Regions from separate parts of the Homo sapiens genome. Here all the other regions are linked to region 3. A link is a loop called in an ENCODE intact Hi-C map of the cell type or tissue named here. Cell type or tissue: CD4-positive, alpha-beta T cell. All regions are shown on one strand. Links, peaks and the distances in the headings refer to the core of each region. The heading gives the core; the rest is flanking DNA. Region 1 overlaps UBAP2 (ubiquitin associated protein 2). Region 2 overlaps KIF24 (kinesin family member 24). Region 3 holds the start of LOC124902144 (a long non-coding RNA gene). Region 4 overlaps FAM221B (family with sequence similarity 221 member B).

The links. Hi-C counts contacts between places; a loop is a spot of excess contacts. Peaks named below come from ENCODE experiments on the same cell type or tissue, not always from the same donor. Only the 100,000 strongest peaks of a DNase experiment are listed, where the experiment ranks them.
Region 1: it touches region 3 in a loop (4-fold over the local background); 5 of 110 quality-filtered maps call a loop at or near these places.
Region 2: a loop joins it to region 3, with 26 times the contacts of the local background. A loop is called at or near these places in 44 of 110 quality-filtered maps.
Region 4: it touches region 3 in a loop (9-fold over the local background); 2 of 110 quality-filtered maps call a loop at or near these places.

Annotation. Positions count from the first base shown.
Region 1 is chr9:34,008,656-34,013,209 of GRCh38, forward strand. All of the region lies in intron 2 of UBAP2 (ubiquitin associated protein 2), which reads right to left. Among named protein-coding and RNA genes, the nearest start is that of UBAP2, 38 kb to the right of the region's middle. In CD4-positive, alpha-beta T cell, for the core only: a CTCF peak has its summit at 2,493 (motif pointing right); a DNase peak (open chromatin) is centred at 2,516.
Region 2 is chr9:34,254,550-34,259,103 of GRCh38, forward strand. It overlaps KIF24 (kinesin family member 24), which reads right to left. Exons shown (of 13, transcript NM_194313.4): 11 at 1,186-3,432; 12 at 523-616. Among named protein-coding and RNA genes, the nearest start is that of KIF24, 72 kb to the right of the region's middle. RefSeq lists an enhancer at 1-1,049. In CD4-positive, alpha-beta T cell, for the core only: no CTCF peak of the experiment used is centred there; no DNase peak of the experiment used is centred there; H3K27ac peaks cover 530 bases.
Region 3 is chr9:34,377,671-34,382,224 of GRCh38, forward strand. SPMIP6 (sperm microtubule inner protein 6) reads right to left here. Exons shown (of 7, transcript NM_032596.4): 4 at 3,699-3,774; 5 at 3,232-3,461; 6 at 1,976-2,062; 7 at 1,349-1,511. The coding sequence ends at 1,976. It overlaps LOC124902144 (a long non-coding RNA gene), which reads left to right and starts at 3,230. Exons shown (of 2, transcript XR_007061464.1): 1 at 3,230-3,620. RefSeq lists an enhancer at 3,143-3,748. In CD4-positive, alpha-beta T cell, for the core only: CTCF peaks have their summits at 1,844 (motif pointing left) and 2,044; DNase peaks (open chromatin) are centred at 1,881, 2,711, 3,191 and 3,841; H3K4me3 peaks cover 2,148 bases.
Region 4 is chr9:35,820,398-35,824,951 of GRCh38, forward strand. The region is part of intron 3 of FAM221B (family with sequence similarity 221 member B); the gene reads right to left. Among named protein-coding and RNA genes, the nearest start is that of FAM221B, 6.1 kb to the right of the region's middle. In CD4-positive, alpha-beta T cell, for the core only: no CTCF peak of the experiment used is centred there; no DNase peak of the experiment used is centred there.

The sequences.
Region 1 (4,554 bases), core at 276-4,275, 370 kb before region 3:
AGGTTAGGCAATCCTTTATGTAAAAAGCTGACCAGGCACAGTGGCTCCTGCCTGTAATCCCAGCACTTTGGTAGGCTGAGGCAGGCGGATCACAAGGTCAAGAAATCGAGACCATCCTGGCCAACATGGTGAAACCCCGTCTCTACTGAAAAAACAAAAATTAGCTGAGCACAGTGGTGTGCGCCTGTAGTCCCAACTACTTTGGAGGCTGAGGCAGGAGAATGGCTTGAACCCACAAGGCAGAGGTTGCAGTGAGCCAAGGTCACGCCACTGCACTCCAGCCTGGCGACACAGCGAGACTGTCTCAAAAAAAAAAAAAAAAAAAAAAAAAAGTTAACATTTAGGATAGCGGGGTGAATATATCTCTATCTCTATCGTTCTTTGCAACTTTTTTACAACTCTTAAAATTATTCCAAAATAATTTTTCCCTAAAAATTTGGTGTTTTGTTTTGTTTTTTTTTTGAGACAGAATCTTGCTCTGTCGCCCACACTGGAGCACAGTGGCACAGTCTCGGCTCACTGCAACCTCTGCCTCCTGGGTTCAAGTGATTCTTGTGCCTCACCCTTCAAGTAGCTGGGATTACAGGTGCACACCACCACGGCCAGCTAATTTTTCTATTTTTAGTAGAGATGGGGTTTTGTAATGTTGGCCAGGCTGGTCTCGAACCCCTGGCCTCAGGTGATCCACCCGTCTCAGCCTCCCAAAGTGCTGGGATTACAGACGCAAGCCACCACACCTGGCCAAAAAGGTTTTTTTCTTATAAATTTTTTAAAAAATATTTTTTATGGAGACAGGGTCTCGCTACTTGGCCCAGGATGGTCTTGAACTCCAGAGCTCAAACAATCCTCCCACCTCAGCCTCCCAAAGTGTTGAGATTACAGGTGTTAGCCACCATGTCCCGGTTCAAAATGTTTTTTTATTAATTGGTAAGCCAATAGATTCAAGCACTTATCCTACCATACAGTATAAGAAGTTTGTAATTTTTGTAGAGACAGGTCTCACTACGTTACTCAGGCTGGTCTCGAACTCCTGGACTCAAGCAATCCTCCCACCTCTGCTGGGACTACTGGAGTAAGCCACCATGCCCAGCAGGAAACAATCTATGTAAATATTCCATGTAACAAATGAAAAATAAATGACTTATATTTCCTTTTTTTTTTTTTTTTTTGAGACAGAGTTTCGCTCTTGTTGTGCAGGCTGGAGTACAATGGTGGGATCTCTGCTCATCGCAACTTCCGCCTCCTGGGTTCAAGAGATTCTCCTGCTTCAGCCTCCCAAGTAGCTGGGATTACAGGCATGTGCCACCATGCTTGGCTAATTCTGTATGTTTAGTAGAGACGGAGTTTCTCCATCTTGGTCAGGCTGGTCTCAAACTCCTGACCTCAGGTGATCTACCTGCCTTGGCCTCCCAAAGTGCTGGGATTACAGGCATGAGCCACCACGCCCAGCCCGAGGTCCTGTCTATTAAAAAAAAAAAAAAAAAACAGCCAGGCACAGTGGCTCACACCTGTAATCCCAGCACTTTGGGAGGTCAAGGCGGGCAGATCACCTGAGGTCAGGAGTTTGAGACCATCCTGGCCAACATGGTGAAACCCCGTCTCAACTAAAAATAGAAAAATTAGCCAGTCATGATGGCAGGTGCCTGTAATCCCAGCTACTCAGGAGGCTGAGGTGGGAAAATCACTTGAACCTGGGAGATGGAGGTTGCAGTGAGCCCAGATCGCGCCACTGCACTCCAGCCTAGGCAACAAGGGCAGAAACTCTGCCTCATAAAAAAAAAAAAAAAAAAAAAAGACAATAAACAAATAATACACCCTAGTCAATGACATCCATTCTGAAGTGATTAAGAGTACCATTAATCATTTAATTCACTTTGAAAAGCATTAAAAACTTAGATAAAATAATGGCTGGCTAAACAGATGTGATAAAACAAATAGAGCAAAAAGGTAATAGAACATATGGATATTGACTGTACAACTCTCAACTTTTCTTCATCTGTGACCATTTTCATAATAAAGCATTGTGGGGAGGGATTTTGGCAGACAGAAAAGGAGTACAGGCGGCGGCTTGGGGTGGTAGATGTGTTAAACAGGAGCTACAACAAACATTTTTTTTTAAAAAGTAAAATTATGGATTACTTGTGGCTATCCACTCACTGCACAGTAAGTATTATTATAAGAACATCCCTGGTTTCAAGACATTTCAGACAGAAACTACTTCATGCAGATATGTCAGAGTAGAAGATAAACCAAAGTCAGGGAGTATGGCTGAAATCTTTGTGGAAAAAGTATGAAAAAGTAATGGCAGAGTGGGGGAACCAGGAACAAATAATGACCCTAAAGGCAAGAATATTTAAACTTGAAAACTGCCTGAGAACAGCCAGTGCTTTGTAAACGTGCACAATTTACAAAACCAAAGAAACACCGACCCGATTAAAATATTAACAAACAAGCACTTGATGGGTGAAAGAATCTCACCAAATATTTCAAGCAGAATAGTTATTAATAATCGCATTTTGCTGTAGGGGGCAGTCTGGGGCTTATATATGTTTCTACATTATCATTCTGATACTGTTTCACCCATACATTTCTAACTATAAAGTCACTATTCATTGCCATATGTAAGGTAAATGCCAATGACTGATTTATTCAGACTTAGCTTTTTCAGCTTAAGTATTATATGACACAAATACTGTATTTCTCTTCAGTAATATCTTTTTTATTCATAAAAGGGATAGACAGACTACTTCTGAAAGCATAGCCAATACACATAATAGTCATTTAACAATAACAATATAGTAACACTAGTGCTAGCATATTTATGAAAATAAATTTTAATGAGAACTTTAAGTATTTTTTTTAACTTTATAAAATACCCTGAGTCAAGAAAAAAATAATTTTCTTTGATAAACAATTCAATAAATATTTGATAAACAAAGCACCAAACATAAGAGTATAATAGGGAAGTTACCAGGCTGAGCTCTAGGAAGTGTCAAGAGGTCGGTACAGCTTGGGAAAAAAGAGGAAAAATCAGGATCAACTGGTAATTCTTAAGTTAAACAAGGTCAGTGCACCCTCCCCTGCAATAAACATTAGTGACATACACTAGGTCACATCTCAAGTTGAAAAATATCTTGCCAAGAAAAGTACCATCACTACAGCTCTTCCTCTGGATCTCTTACCCATTCATATGGCTTATTACGAACTAAGCTGCTTTCACAGTGGAAAATGTGAAATTTTTCAAATGAATCCAAATTTTTTTTAATTAGAGCTGTCACCCAGAAAAAAATTGGAAATAATAATAAAGTAGGATTATTTATGCCCACCACCAAAGATAAACATTAACAGTCTACTAAGCCTGTACTCATTAATGTTCAACAGTTTTGCATTAACTTTACATATTTTTTTCAGTTGATCAGGAAGTATACCTTTTCTAAGACATTTTATATCATAATTTTCAAATATTCTTATAATCACTTCATAATTGTGGAATGTTCACATAATTTTGTGGAATTTTCACATAAATTCACAAGAGAGTTGACATCTGAATACAATGTATATTCCACAATCTAATTAGCTAAAAAGGACATTACAGCTGGGCCCAGTGGCTCATGCTTGTAATCCCAGCACTTTGGGAGGTCAAGGCAGGCGGATCACCTAAGGTCAGGAGTTCGAGAGCAGCCTGGCCAACATGGCGAAACCTCGTTTCTACTGAAAATATAAAAATTTGCCAGGCATGGTGGCGCATGCCTATAATCCCAGCTACTCGGGAGGCTGAGGCAGGAGAATCACTTGAACCCAGGAGGCGGAGGTTGCAGTGAGCTGAGATCGCACCACTGCACTACAGCCTGGGCATCAAAGTAAAACTGTCTCAAAAAAAAAAAAAGGCATTATGAGGACCATTGAAAAAATATAAGTATGGTCTGTAGATGTTCTGATTTTTTATAATTGTACTGTAATTATGTAAAAAGATCCTTGTTTTTTAAAAAACACTGAGGTATTAAGTGAAGAAGAACCTTATTCACAACTACTTGTCAAACGTTTCTGGGAATAAACTGTAGGGAAAGGAAGAGAACAGGATAAAGTAGATGTGACAGAAATGTTAAAATCTGGGGAATCTGAAAAAAGGGTATTCAGTAATTATTCATATTCCCATTGCAACTTTTCCGTAAATCTCACAATGTATTTTTTTTTTTTTTAAATTGAGGTTCACGGTCAGGCCCAGGGGCTCACACCTATAATCCGGGCAGTTTGGGAAGCTGAGGTGGGCAGATCACCTGAGGTCAGGAATTCAAAACTGACTAACCTGGCCAACATGGTGAAACCCCTCTCTACTAAAACTACTAAAATTAGCCGGGTGTGGTGATGTACAAGTGTAGTCCCAGCTACTCTGGAGGCTGAGGCAGGAGAATCACTTGAACCCAGGAGGCACAGTTGCCGTTAGCCGAGATCAAGCCACTGCACTGCAGCCTGGGCAACAGAGTGAGACTCTAGCTCAAAAAAAAAAAAAAAAAAAAAAGAGGTTAAAGGAGATTTAAGTAACTCATCTAATTA
Region 2 (4,554 bases), core at 208-4,207, 120 kb before region 3:
TTTTGCTCTTGCTGGCGCTCTGCCAGATCTGCTTTTTCAGTCCCTCCTCTGGCAGGAAAGTTTCAGAACCCAGGCCACTCTTCCAGCGGGAGAACATGTAGGATAGTTGCTATGGCACAGGGTGGGGCCTGCTGCTCTGCATTCGAGACACTTTCCAAGCAGAGGAGTATTTTGTAAGGCAGAAGGGTATTTGGTAGAAATACCTACGTGTGGTAGGCAGCAGACTGGTCACTGTTAGTCACAGGGAGGGGCCCCGACAAACCGCTAGGAAGGCAGAGCAGCTGAGGATAGAGGCTGGAAACATTTTAGCCTGGAAAAGGCGAGTGTTGCACCATCTCCCACCTGTACCTATACTCAAGATGTCTCAAAGGCGTGGCAAGAGGAGGTGTGAGGCCTCAGTTATGGTTAGTGTGTGCCAGGAGACCCTTTCCCCACACACAGCCACAGCAAACAAGGATGACCATCAAATTAGCTGCAGGCTAATTCCCAACAGCCTGTGAGTGTCCAGCCAGGGCTACTTACATTAGAAGCCAGCTGGCTCATCAGCGTCTCCTCCTTGAAGCCGAGCTCAGCCATTTCATCCAGCTGTTCCTGGTGTGCTCGGATGACCACCTGCCTGGGAACACCAGAGAGAACACTGTGATCTTCCTGGCCTCCCAGCCTCTCCTGGGTAGCTTTCTGGAGGTGATCTCATTTGTAAGCTGAGAGCTGCCTCTGCCGAAAATGGTCAAGGTTTTCACCAAGGCCAGCTTACCAACCAGCTCCCCCTCACCTGCTCTTTCTCAGGATTAGGTAAGGAATTACGGAGTACCAACGAGATACAGGGAGGGAGACAGGGGCTTCCCAAGTTGTCTCCTGCCTCCCCAGCTGTACTGAGGGGGCAGGGCTGGGTGCTGCTGCTCTTCCACAGGAGCTGCCCATTTCCCACAGCTTCCCTGCAGAAAGGCTCTCAAGGCTGTGACTGCAACTGGCATACTTGGCACAAGATGGAGCCTATTGCCTGGTCTGCTATCATTTCTACTTCCTGTGGAGGGCCCGGGACCAAAGCAGAGGGTTGGAGCTAGAAGCAGACTAGCTCACCTGCGTACCCCTGCATGGCTTCTCTTTGTCCATGACAAAACAGTAAGCTGGAGTGGAGGGTGGGTGCCAAAGGGGCTCAAGTCTTAGGGAAAGTGTCCAACTTACTGCGCTTGCTCCAGGGTGGGCTGACGGAGTGTCCCTGCAGTCTTGGGAGAGCAGCTGGGAACCAAGGGAGAACTTGGCCTTGCTAAGCACCTTGAGATCGGCCTGGGTTTGAGCCATGTGACATTTTCACTGTTGCAGGGCAACTTGATGGGGTCTGTGGACAAACCAAACTCCTGCCAACCAAGCCTTGTAGGATGTTTTCTCTCCTGGGCCCAGAGCTGGTCAGCCACATCACTACTTCCTGTTCGTGGGGTGAGTGTAGGTCCAGAATGGGGTACCCCCATATGTATGGTGGTGAAGGGCTTTCCTGGGAAACCCCAGGAGCCATCCAGCCCCGTCTCCTCTGCATCAGCATCATACTGCTCACTACCCATGTGTTCGTGGGAGAAAAGTACAGTCTCTCTGCTCTGGCAGGCCTCTCCTAGGTCTGCCTCCCTGCTGGGCAGCTTGTCAGCTGGGTGCTGACGGATGGGTGATGGGGACAGAGCTGGAAGATCACCACCAGGCTTATTATCAGGGGGAGATGAGGACAGCCACAGGTGCCTAGTTGCTGAAGACACTGGCAAGGCTGCCTCTTGATCACCAGATGGCACTGTGTGGCTCACAACTGGGCCCCCTGTGCTCTCTGCCACTAGACTGTGCGTAGCCCCATCCTGGACCAGCTGCTCCGAGGGAGGAGACCCTTCGTTGTCTGGGTTCTCCAGGAGGGACATGGTGAGGGGAGACATGAGTCCAGAAGCATATTCAGCATGCGTGCCTAACTGCCCCCTAGGATCCTCTCCTGGGACAGCATGACCGTTTTTCACAGTGCTGGTCACCTGGATTGGGCCGTCTGCACTGACTTCTCTCAGAGGTGTGGTGACTGTGTCTCTTTGGTCTGGGGATCCAGGAACTGCAACGTGGGACAATGAGATAGTGAAACCATCTTCCTCTGGGGATGGCAAGTTGCCCTCATTCTCCCCAGAAACCTCACTTTGGGAGGCATCCTTTCTGAGATCAAAGGAAGAGCCTCCACCTCTTTCCTGTCTATATATGAAATCTACCTGTGAACAGTATGGCTTCTCTGCCAGGCTGTCTCTGGGAGAAGGCCCTGAGGAAGTAGAGTTCTCTCTGCTCCAGTCCACGGGCCCCTTACTTGGGCTGCAGCTGTGATCGAGTGCTGCTCTTCTGTGGTTTATGGGGTCCCTGGAGTCCACCCAGCTTTTAGTTAGATCTTTCTTGTCACCTGTCCTGGGGCTAGAAAACAGACTCTGCTGTCTTTCTGCCACCTGCTTCTCAGGACCCTGTCCCCACGTCTGGTGCAGGAAGAATGAGTCTTCGCTATTCTCCAGGGTGTTCCTTTGCTTTGTGGCCCTCTGACTAGAGATGTGTGAAAAAGAATCTTCACTGAAATCACTGTCATCAAGTTCCTCTACTTGGGCTCCATCATGGTTTTCAGAGTAAGAGTGGAACAGAGGCGGAGTCTCATTCGTGAGCTGACCCTCTGGGGGCCTGTACTGGCGTAAAGACCTTTTCAGTGGTTGGTATTTTAACTTCTGTTGGAGGAGAGGTGGCTGTTGGAACTGCTGGTGATAGAAACGCAGATGTTCCTCCCTCTCCTTCTGATGTGGCGGGATGTTTGTCCAAGCTTCAGAGGCAGGCCTAGCAGGCGTGCCCCTCTGGCTGTCTTGACTGTACTCAGCCCTGTGGTGGGCGTTGCCAAAGGAGAGCTCAACTCGAGACACAAGCTGCTTCTGTACTGGCTGCACTGTCTGCACTTTCTTGCACTTGGTGGACAGCTTACCACGCACTAGGCCTTCTCCTGGGCCTGAGGCCCTGCTTTCCCACCCAAGGACAGTTTTGTTGCCCATTCGATTTTTCTCAGAGCACAATGGTGCTGACTCTTCTGGCTTTTTTTTGGCCACATGTCCAGAGCGCACAGTTCCTTTCACAGGGCTAGCATGAATGACCCACTCTTGTGAAGGACTCCCTCTGGAGCCACCCCTTTTACCAGAGACCTTAGGTGCAGAAGTAAAAGGAATGTTGGGTGGGTGGCTGGTCAGAGGATGGACCTTCCCTCTCGTGGAACCAGGGGCTGCCACTGTGAGTGACTGCTGAAATCCCAGCTTGACTTTTTTGGGAGAACATTTGTCCTCTGACAAAGCCCCAGGGGAGCTCTGAATTCGTTTTGGAGAGGAGTTTCCAGATGTCCGATTTCGACTGGTAACTGAAGTGCAACACTTAATGCCTTTCTTTAGTTCTTTGACCCTGTAAATAATCATTTTATGTTAAATGTGTATTTTCACATGTTCTGCAATTCCTTTTCTATAGCTTTCTGGGAAAACAAAAACCAAAGAAAAGTATTACAAGGATTGGGAGTTATTTCTTTATCTGGGATAGAATAAGAGGAAAAGGGAACATTCTGTTTCAGCATGAGATATCCCTCTGTACCTGAATGAAAAAGAGCAGTGTTGGCTGGTTGTAGTGGCTCACATCTGTAATCTCAGCACTTTGGGAGGTTGAGGCAGGAGGACTGTTTGAGCCCAGGAATTCAAGACCAACCTGGGCAACAGAGCAAGACCTCATCTCTACTAGAAATAAAAAAATTAGCCAGACATGGTGATGCGTGTCTGTAGGCCCAGCTACTTGGGAGGCTGAGGCGGGGAATATTGCTTGAGCCCTGGAGTTCAAGGCTGCAGTGAGCCATGATCACACTATTACACTCCAGCCTGGGTGACAGGGTGAGACTCTGTCTTTAAAAAACAAACGAGAAAGAACAGTGTCTTCTCTGAGGATGTAAGCATGCACCCAACATTCCATGATCAGAAGAAGCCTTTTGGAAATCACCACAGCCCCATGTAAGGGACAGGCCAGAGACGCCAGTCTCAGAAGTGCACTGTGTTTATGCAGGGCCCACACTGCTTCCTGGAGAGAGGCCAACTCAGGAGTTCGTGTCCACCACTTACCTGCAATTCCACAGAGTCCTCTTTTTCTGCAAACCACCCCCTTTCAGGCTTCTCTAGGAAGATGAGTTCCCTCAAACCTGCTGGGACCTCAGGAAGCAAAACCTCCAGAAATACACAGGCTTGTGCTCATTCCATGAAAGGAAAAATGACTTGTCTATTCCCAGGGTTTCTCAACCTTAGCACTATTGACATTTTGTACCAGATAATTATTTCTTGAAGGATGTTTAGCAGCATCCTTGGCCTCTGCTCACTAGATGCCAGTAGCACTTCTTCCCAGTCATGGCAATCAAAAACATCTTACCTACTAGGAGAGCACATGTGACCACAGGGTGAGAGATGGAAGGGATCCCAGCAGATACCACAGTCACCCACAAAGAGGCCTGGCCAGGCAGTCAAGAGTTGCTGGCTCTGACACCAACTCCTA
Region 3 (4,554 bases), core at 235-4,234:
GTTAGAAATGCCCAAGCTGCGGGAAAGTGGGTGTGCCCCGCCATGCCCCTCTCCCCGGGGGCTGGGCAAGACTCTGAGGTTTCATTTCTTTTTTATTTTATTTTATTTTTATATTTATTTATTTTTGAGTTTCGTTCTTGTTGCCCAGGCTGGAGTACAATGGCACGATCTCAGCTCACTGCAAACTCCGCCTCCCGGGTTCAAGCAATTCTCCTGCCTCAGCCTCCCAAGTAGCTGGGATTACAGGCACGCACCACCGCGCCTGGCTAATTTTGTATTTTTAGTAGAGACAGAGTTTCACCATGTTGGTCAGGCTGGTCTCAAACTCCTGACCTCAGGTGATCTACCTGCCTCGGCCTCCCAAAGTGCTGGGATTACAAGTGTGGGCCACCGCGTCCGGTCTTTATTTTTTTGAGAGAGGGTCTCGCTCTGTCGCCCAGGCTGGAGTGCAGTGGCGTTAACATAGCTCACTGCAGCCTCAATGTCCTTGGTTCAAGCTATCCCCTCCCGCCTCAGGCTCCTGAGTAACTTGGACCACATGTGTGTGCCACCATACCCTGCTAATTTTTAAATTTTTTTGTAGAGAAGGGGTCTCTTTATGTTGCCCCAGCTGGTATCGAATTCCTGGGCTCAAGTGATCCTCCTGCCTCTGCCTCCCAAAGTGGTGAGATTACAGGTGTGAGCCTCTGCACCCAGCTGGTTTCATATCTATTTGATGCAGAAATAAAAATACTGAAGATCACAGAGATTTTAGAATGGCCCCTTCTCGCTCCCTGAGGGGCAGAGAAACAGGGCTTTGTTTTGCAACTTGAAATTTCTTTGTCATGAGACCCTCCAAAATTATGTTTTGACCAGTTGGACTTGGAATGGGGGACACACCTTGTGCAGCAAGGGTGTCTGAGCACAGAGAGGCTTTTGGGAGGCTGTGATGGGGACTCCTGGAAGCAGAGATCAAGAGCTTTGGGTGTAGGGATAGGTCTTTGACTGTGGAAGGAAGGATTCTGGGTCCTCTGATGAGTGGGAGGGCATCTAAGTTTGGGAGCATACTGAAGAAATGTTAGCTGGAGGGTCTTCGTGGGGTGGAAAGTAGATGGCTCCTGCCTGCATTGCAGGGTGGACCCATCCGTTTGGGCTCTGGGATTCAGGGGAGGAGGATAGCAGCTGGATATAAGGCTACTGTTCTGTGTCAGGAGGGCACTCAGGGATGTACTGAGATGATGGGGTTGGAAGGGCCCAGGGAAGGGTGACTTTGAGAAAAATTGCATCTCAGTTGAAGGGGTTTGATAGAGGCCTGAGTGACTGGCCCTTCACTTCCAGATCCTGCTGGGTAAGGACACAGGAGGCAGGCTTTGGGGTTGAAGAGTTTATTTATTGCTCTGCCCCCTTGGCACAGCAAGCCCAGGCTCTACCAGCAACGATAGTCGGGATAGGTCTCAGACACAAACTCAGGATGGATAACATAGTTGTTTCTCTGGGGACCACCAGACTTCTTGAAGTGACTTGTGTCCCATCTACAGGAAGAGATGGGTCAGCCGTTTTGGATCCTCATATGTCAAAGTGAATATCTGACTCCAGTTTGCAATGCTAACCTTATCCCTACACTTTGTCTATAGCACTGACCTTGGGTTCCAATACTGACCTCCTGACCTTAGGTTCTACTGTTAAGTTGCTGATACCCAATATTTCCTCCTTAACATCGACTTCTTACTCATTACTTCAAGCTCTGAACCAACGCCTTTGGCTGTAAGCCCACTGCCAACCTGTAACCCTTCAATACCGGCCTCCTAGCCCTCTCTTAAGGTCCTCTGTCCTTACCACCTTTGACTGCTCCATGCCACTAGCTCCCCCTCGTGGTATGTGCCTGTCAGTGCACCGCGGAGCGTTCTCATCCCGTCTACCAGACATCCTCCCCCAGCCCCGCCTCACCAAGCCTTCAGGGTGCGTGTGCAAATGAGTGTGTGCGCGTTAGACTTACCTAAGGTTCGGATATGGGTAGTATGACGGCGGGGGAGTTGTAACAGCACACTGCATTCCGGGCCGGTGCTCGTAGGGAGGTACACATCTGGAGAAGGAGGAAGCCGCGAGCATGGAGGGGTTGGGCCTTTTGACTCTCATCCCCCGATTTAGACCAAGCCCCTGGGCGGCGCTTCAGGTGTCCGTCCCAAGGCTCGGAAATCCTCCTCTCCTTCTTCCTCACCCTTCAAAACCCCCACTGCAGCACCGATTCGGGAACCCCCCTTGGAAGACTCCCTCCCGGCAAGGCCTCATTTCTGCCGTTGAGGAAAGAGCGCTGGACCCTGGGGAAGGTCGGGCTCCGGGCGTTGAGGACCTGGAACCACCGGATCCCCGCCACTGGACAGCAATTTCTCCAGCAGTAGGACGAGGCATCATTTCTGAGCTTCCTAGAGGCTCAGACACTTTCCCACTCCCCTATGCCCTTGAGAGGGATAAGACTCAGTCTTGCACAATGAATCAGGCTCTCTCGGCCTGGAGAGGGGCGGGGGATCACTATGGACCCCCACTGCACAGCTCTCTGGGCTACCGCGGACAAAGTTCTCCCAGGCTTGGCTGCCGCCGCGTGCAGGACGAATGCCGAGCTGCAGTCTGGGCTCCAGCTGTGCGCTCGGGCCTCAGTTTTCTTAGCAGTAACACGCGAGGGTGCCTACCTCCGCAGGTGGTGCGGGATCCGAGGAGGCCAGAGCCATTCTGGTAAAGTGGTCACCATTTCCCGGCTCACGTAGCCCCCAGGAATGACCGCACCCACTACCGACGGTGACGGGGGACCAGCAAGAGAGGACATTTTTCTGAGAACGCAGGGCACTCCACAGGCTAGAACCTGCGTCTCTAGGGCCAGGAGTCCAGGAAAGGGGGCAGGGCCAAGGAGATGGGGGAAGAGGATGCGACTGATGTGCGGGGTTTCTTCCTCAAAAACCCTCTGACGGGACCTCCAGAGCATATAGAGAGGCCAGGTTGACCTTGAGCCCAGTTTGAGAGGGACAGGGGTCGGGGACTTGGAGTAACCTTCGTGCTGGTTCTCCCGCCTCAGTTGTTAGTTCAGGCCTTGGAGCCCGAGGGCGGGACACGGCAGGGCCTCGAGAGCGTGCAGCGCGGGGCTAGAGCAGGCTGGGGGCCTGCACGGAAGCTGGCCGGGCTGGAAGGGGGCGGGGTTCTGGGGCGGGGCTTGTGTGGGGTGGAGCCCGGCTGAGGCGGGCGGAGCCCTGCGAACCTTACAGTCGGTTGCTCCCGGCACCAAGGCCGCAGGCGGCGGTCGGTGCAGGGCGCCCCGCTGGCGTAGTAGTCCATCCCGCGCAGACAGTAGTGGCGGCCCGAGCAAGCACTTTCGTAACCATGGAAGGGCAGGCGGCCGGGCAGCGGGTCCACGCACCCGCATCGGGGCGTGATCCGCGGCAGCTGCTGGTTCCGCGACAGTGAGTTCAGCATGTTCACCATCACTTCGCGCTCTGCTCCCGCGGGTCCCCAGCGCAGGAGACCCAAAGACAGATGCACAGGGATGGGAAGAGGCCGAGTCACGGACAGAGTGAGGCGGAGACAAAAGCCAGGACGGATAGATTCAGGGTTCCACCCTCTCCAGGACCCTCGGCCTCCTCCCCGTCCTTCAGGTACCCATCCCGCCCTCCTCCCGGCCTTCCCCAACCCTCTCCACCCGTTCTTTCCAACGCCCCACTACCACTCTTTACCGTAGGCATTGAGCCGCTCCGGCCTAGGAGGGCATTCCAAGGGCATTCCTCGAACTGCTGTCTCCATCCTGGCCTCCTGGAAGCGGCACACATGCTACCTCAAGCTCTGACCTGGCAGAGCTGCTCCCTTTTAGGGGTCCTCCCAGAACACCCAGACCTATCGCCACGCCGCAACTTCTCCCGCCCTTCAGCAGCTCCCCACCTCTCCAGGGCTCTGTGTTGGCGGCTGTCACCGGGCAACGCTTTTACATCGCCAACAGGGGCGGGGTGGGGTAGGAAGGGCTGAAGGTGGATGGGGTTTGGCTCCTGGGCCTGTGACAACCCTGTCTCAGCGTTTGCCTTTGATTTTACCCCTCTTTGTCTAGCTGACTCTGTTTAGCTGTGTCTGGGTGTCTCTCTAATAGGGGGTTTTCAATATTGCTTGTCATTCCGGAGAACTTGTGAAAGATTCGATTCTTGAGGAAGTTCTAATTCAAAAGGGTTCCATCAACCCAGGGTCAGCCATCAGCCTGCAGTTAAGAGCCCCGGCTCTGGTTTTGGGTCCTCTCAGGTGCCCTTGAGTTTGCGGCCGTGGCTGGACCTTCTCCTATGTCCTTGGAAGACTCTCCTGTATCTGCACTGCTATTGAGTAGCCTTAGTCTTTCTCCTTCCGTCTGTGCTCACATCACAAAGGAGGAGAAGGTGGAGCAGGGAGATTCATTGTATCACTGACTCCTTGGCTAGCCCCAGTATCACAGAGGCCAGACTATATGGGGAGGGGCCAGCTGGCAAGCTTCGGAAAGGTAGTATATCAAGGAGTGCACACCAGTCATGTCCCTACAGAGCCCAGCCAGGGATTGGAGCCCAGGGCACCCAA
Region 4 (4,554 bases), core at 364-4,363, 1.4 Mb after region 3:
GTTTTCTTGAAGTGTCTAAGGTGAGGGAAAGGGAAGATGATTGGCCAGATGTACAGACAATGGGATTGGCTCCTAAGGAGCATATTTATTGAAGGTCCTGAAGAGGAGAAGGAGGTTGGATAGCTCTGGTGCTGGAAGGTAGGAGGAGGGCTTCCTCTCACGTCTCCACGTTGGTACCTTAATACCTCCCTCTGTGTTCCTGGTGCTATTGTACCAATGCTCTCTGTGTACCTAAGAAGGGCTGCCAAAGGTTCTTCAAGGGTCAGGAGAAAGGGGTAGGTAGCAGTCATGAGTGGTGAAGACCAAAAATTATATATTTTGAGGCTAAGCAAGGAGGCGTGGAAAGGAAAGTGAGGCTAAGAAGTGTCCCTGAGAGTAGGCACCAGCAAGAGGTCACAACCCTCGAGAGCTGGTGTTCAGCAGTGAGGTCTGAATCCCTGGCTTCGTGACTAGTCTTGAGGTGAGGGTGGTGCTGTGCAACTGAGGGAGGATAACCAGATGGCACCTCCAATTCAGATTTTCTCATTCTCCATGAGAACTGAGAGTACCCCAACTTCTAGCCAAGAATCCTGTATGAGGCCCCATGCAGTGGGACTGCCAGGTGTAGGATTCTTAGTCCCAATTAAAGGCTCAACTGAAATGTCACCTCCACCAAAAAGGTGTCCCTGACTTCCCCTGTCTGTCTGGGCCCCTCCTATTGCCATCCATAGCTCCTTGTGCTACTCCTGTTGCAGTACACTGCATTATAATAGATCATTCCCTTGTATTCCTATTAGTCCATGAGTTCTTCAAGGGAGCTGTCTTTTCACCCGTATCTCTCATCCTAGCACAAGGCCTGGCACAAAATGGTTGCTGAGAGAACGTAGATTGCCTGATTAAACAATTGAGCTCATTCCTTCAAGAGGAAGAGAGAGCCAGTATTCAGGCATAACCCTGAGGTTCCATAACATGAATAAGGAGAGTGGCATCATCTGGTCTTTGACTGTGGTCAGGGCCACAATTCACAATTCCGTGCCTCAGATTAAGTTTTCTTGTCTTACCCATAGTCTGTCAGGATCTAAAGCCTGTCTAGATGTGGCTTTTGGCTTTGCTTCTTCTGTCTTGATGCTGATTGCCTGTAGTGCCAGTGCCCCCTTACACCAGGGAGGCTTTGTTGAGAGAGCAAGGTATAGGCAGTCACAATGCAGGTGGGCGGGAGCCAGGATTCCACTAGAGGAGTTCCGAATTCTGTCTGGAGTAGCAGGATACATTAAAAAAGCAGGAGGTGAGGCCCAAAGATCAAGGCCTGCTCGGAGGGCCGGGGGGCAGTCAAGTCCAAGCACTAGTGTAGGAATCAGTGCCCAGCATTCAGATGAAGAAGACTGGAGTTTGAACAGGGAGACTGGCAACTATACTTCAGATTCTGTTACAAGTGTTAGTGCTCTTAAAGTGGGACAATTGGAAGGTGGCTGTGGATTCCAGTGGGACCCTCTACTCTCTGTCCTGATTCCAAACTCCCTTCCTGTTGTGGGTGGACAAGGCCTGGCGGGGGAGGAGACATTATTTGGGATGCCATTTTGATTCTGTCTAACACAGTCCAGTTCCACAATCACATAATCACATTTGCATGATGACATCTCTTTATGCATAGTATGTCTCCATAAAACACATGGCTGTCTTTACAGGAACAATGTCTCCAGCCTAGCCCTCTCTCCTGAGCTTCAGACCCATATAGCCAGCTGTCTACTAGACTCTTGGGCCAGCATGTTTCATAAGCACTTCAAATGTCTTATGCCCAATTATTCCCTCCAAACCTGGCTCTCATCCTTTGTCCTCTGTTCATCCAACACATGCCTACCAAGCATCTACCCTTTTCTAGGCATTCAGTTAATGGCACCATTATCCTACCACTTACTTATGCCAAAAACTGGTGGCACTCCAGGCATTTCCCTCTCTCTTATCCTATACATCCACTGTTCCAATGGTCAGTTTCACTTTGTTAGCTTTTCTTTTCTTTTCCCTACTTTTCTTGTTTCTTTTCTTTCTTTTTTGACAGAGTCTCGCTCTGTTGCCTAGGCTGGAGTGCAGTGGTGCAACCTCGGCTCACTGCAACCTCCACCTCCTGGGTTCAAGCAATTCTCCTGCCTCAGCCTCCCAAGTAGCTGGGATTACAGGTGTCCGCCACCACACCCGGCTAATTTTTTGTATTTTTAATAGAGACGGGGTTTCACCATGTTGTCCAGGCTGGTCTCGAGCTCCTAGCCTCAGGTGATCCACCCCTTGGCCTCCCAAAGTGCTGGGATTACAGGTGGTAGCCGCTGCGCTCGGCCTGTTAGCATTTCTTGAACCTGTCCACTTCTCTCCACCTAAGCCCATCTACTTCTTTCCTGGTTATGACCAGTGCCTCACAATGTATTCACTTGCCTTTCCATACCTCCTCTCTTAGCCTCACAACTCCAGTCTTGTCTTTCTCCAGTCTACCCTATTGCCAGAGTGATCTTGCAGAAACAGAAATTCGTTCATGTTATTGTCCTACTTAAAACCTTCTAGTGACTCTCAGTTGCCCTCAGGATATAATTCTAGCTTTTAACTTGGCACAGAAATTCCTGCACAATTCTGCCCTTCTAGAGCAGAGTGGGCTCTTCTCCCCACCACTCTATGCATCAGGCATAGTGCATTGCTATAGATTCCTGCTGTGCCTTGCCCTGTCATGTCTCATCTTACAGCACTCTTTACTTGGCCACCTCTTCTTACTCATCTTACAGATATCAGCTGAGAAGTCATTCCTTCCAAGGCTTACTATTCCTCAAGCACTCCAGATAAGATGCCCCTTTTTTTTCTGCTCATGCAGCAGTCTAGGATAACCTTGATTATAGCAATTATTAGAGTGAATTATAATTGTCCTTGTACTTATTGGTATCTCTCATTAGAGTGCCAAGTATTTTGTCTTTGAACCCCCATCAGCATTACCACTTCCATAGCTAGCTCAATGCCTGGCACATAGTTGGTGCTCAATAAATGTTTGTCGAATGAATAAAAACAAAGGTTACACTTGATATTTCTGTACACATCACATATACTGTTATGGACTACCCAGGACTCAACATCCCCACTATTAGGAGGGGACCTCAAATATAATTGTTCGGGGTTGAATGACATGAATTTCTTTATAAAACTTCCTGTTTAAACAGGAAGATGAAGAAGTTCAATTTGAAGAAGAAAAAGAAATACAGTGGGCTTGAGGAGTAGGGAGTAGACAGGAGGTTCTGAGTAGGGGAATAAGAGGACTGAACACATCCTGCATTTTTTTTTTTGAGACATTCTGTCACCCAGGCTGGAATACACTGGCACAATCACGGCTCACTGCAGCCTTGACCTCCTGGGCTCAAGTAATCTGCCCACCTCAGCCTACTAAGTAGCTGGGGCCACAGGTGTGCACCACTATGTCTGGATTATTTTATTTTATTTTTGTAGAGATAGGGTCTCACTGTCTTGTCCTCACTGTCTAACTCCTGGGCAATTAAGTGATCCTCCTGCCTCAGCCTCCCAAAGTTTTGGGATTACAGATGTGAGCCACCTTGCCAGCCAGAATTTGCAAGAAAATAAGAGTAACCGAATATGTTAACATAAGCAAACAAAGTTGGTGGTGGGGCGGGAGGGCAAGGGTGGGGAGGTGGAGGGTCCCTGCATGGGAAAGGGGAAAGTAAATTTCATGGAGGAGGGATAAGCATTTAGAATTACCTGCTTGTCTTTATGTTTTAGGCCTGTCATCGTAGCTCTATTCCCATCATAAAGGGAAAGGAAGTATGAAGGACCAAAATAAATGTCATAACATCTATTGAATTCAGTCTAGAAAGACCAGAATCCTTATAGCAGGTCAGGGTGGCCCTCTTACTGAAGGTAATCCCTATAGACATGAATTTCCATAACACAGGTAGGCATGCTCATGCATAGGATGGCATGTTTTTGCAAGTTCATCTGTACGCAGCATGCCACTAACAGGACTGTCAAGAGTACTAATCACAGGCTGAGGCTTGGAAACAGCAGGGCCAGAGGACACAGGTCTCCCCTTTGGTAACAGAACTCAAAGCTTTTGGGTACCCAGCATGGGCCTGGCATGCAGGGGTGACAGCCTTTTAATGGAGTTCCACCAAAGGGACTAAGGTCTTTGTCATGTCAGAACAGCAAGTCTCCTGGGGACTGTCCAGGGTCCTGGGCCATCTCTGCTTTAGGGTCTGTAGGCTCTCTGGGCCCTATATCTGGGGTGGGCCATGACCCTTCTGTTTTTTTTTGTTTTTTGTTTTTTGGTTTTTTTTTTTTTTTGAGACGGAGTCTCGCTCTGTTGCCCAGGCTGGAGTGCAGTGGCGCAATCTCGGCTCACTGCAAGCTCCACCTCCCGGGTTCACGCCATTCTCCTGCCTCAGCCTCCCGAGTAGCTGGGACTACAGGCACCTGCCACCACGCCCGGCTAATTTTTTGTATTTTCAGTAGAGACGGGGTTTCATCGTGTTACCCAGGACAGTCTCGATCTCCTGACCTCGTGATCCGCCCATCTCGGCCTCCCAAAGTGCTGGG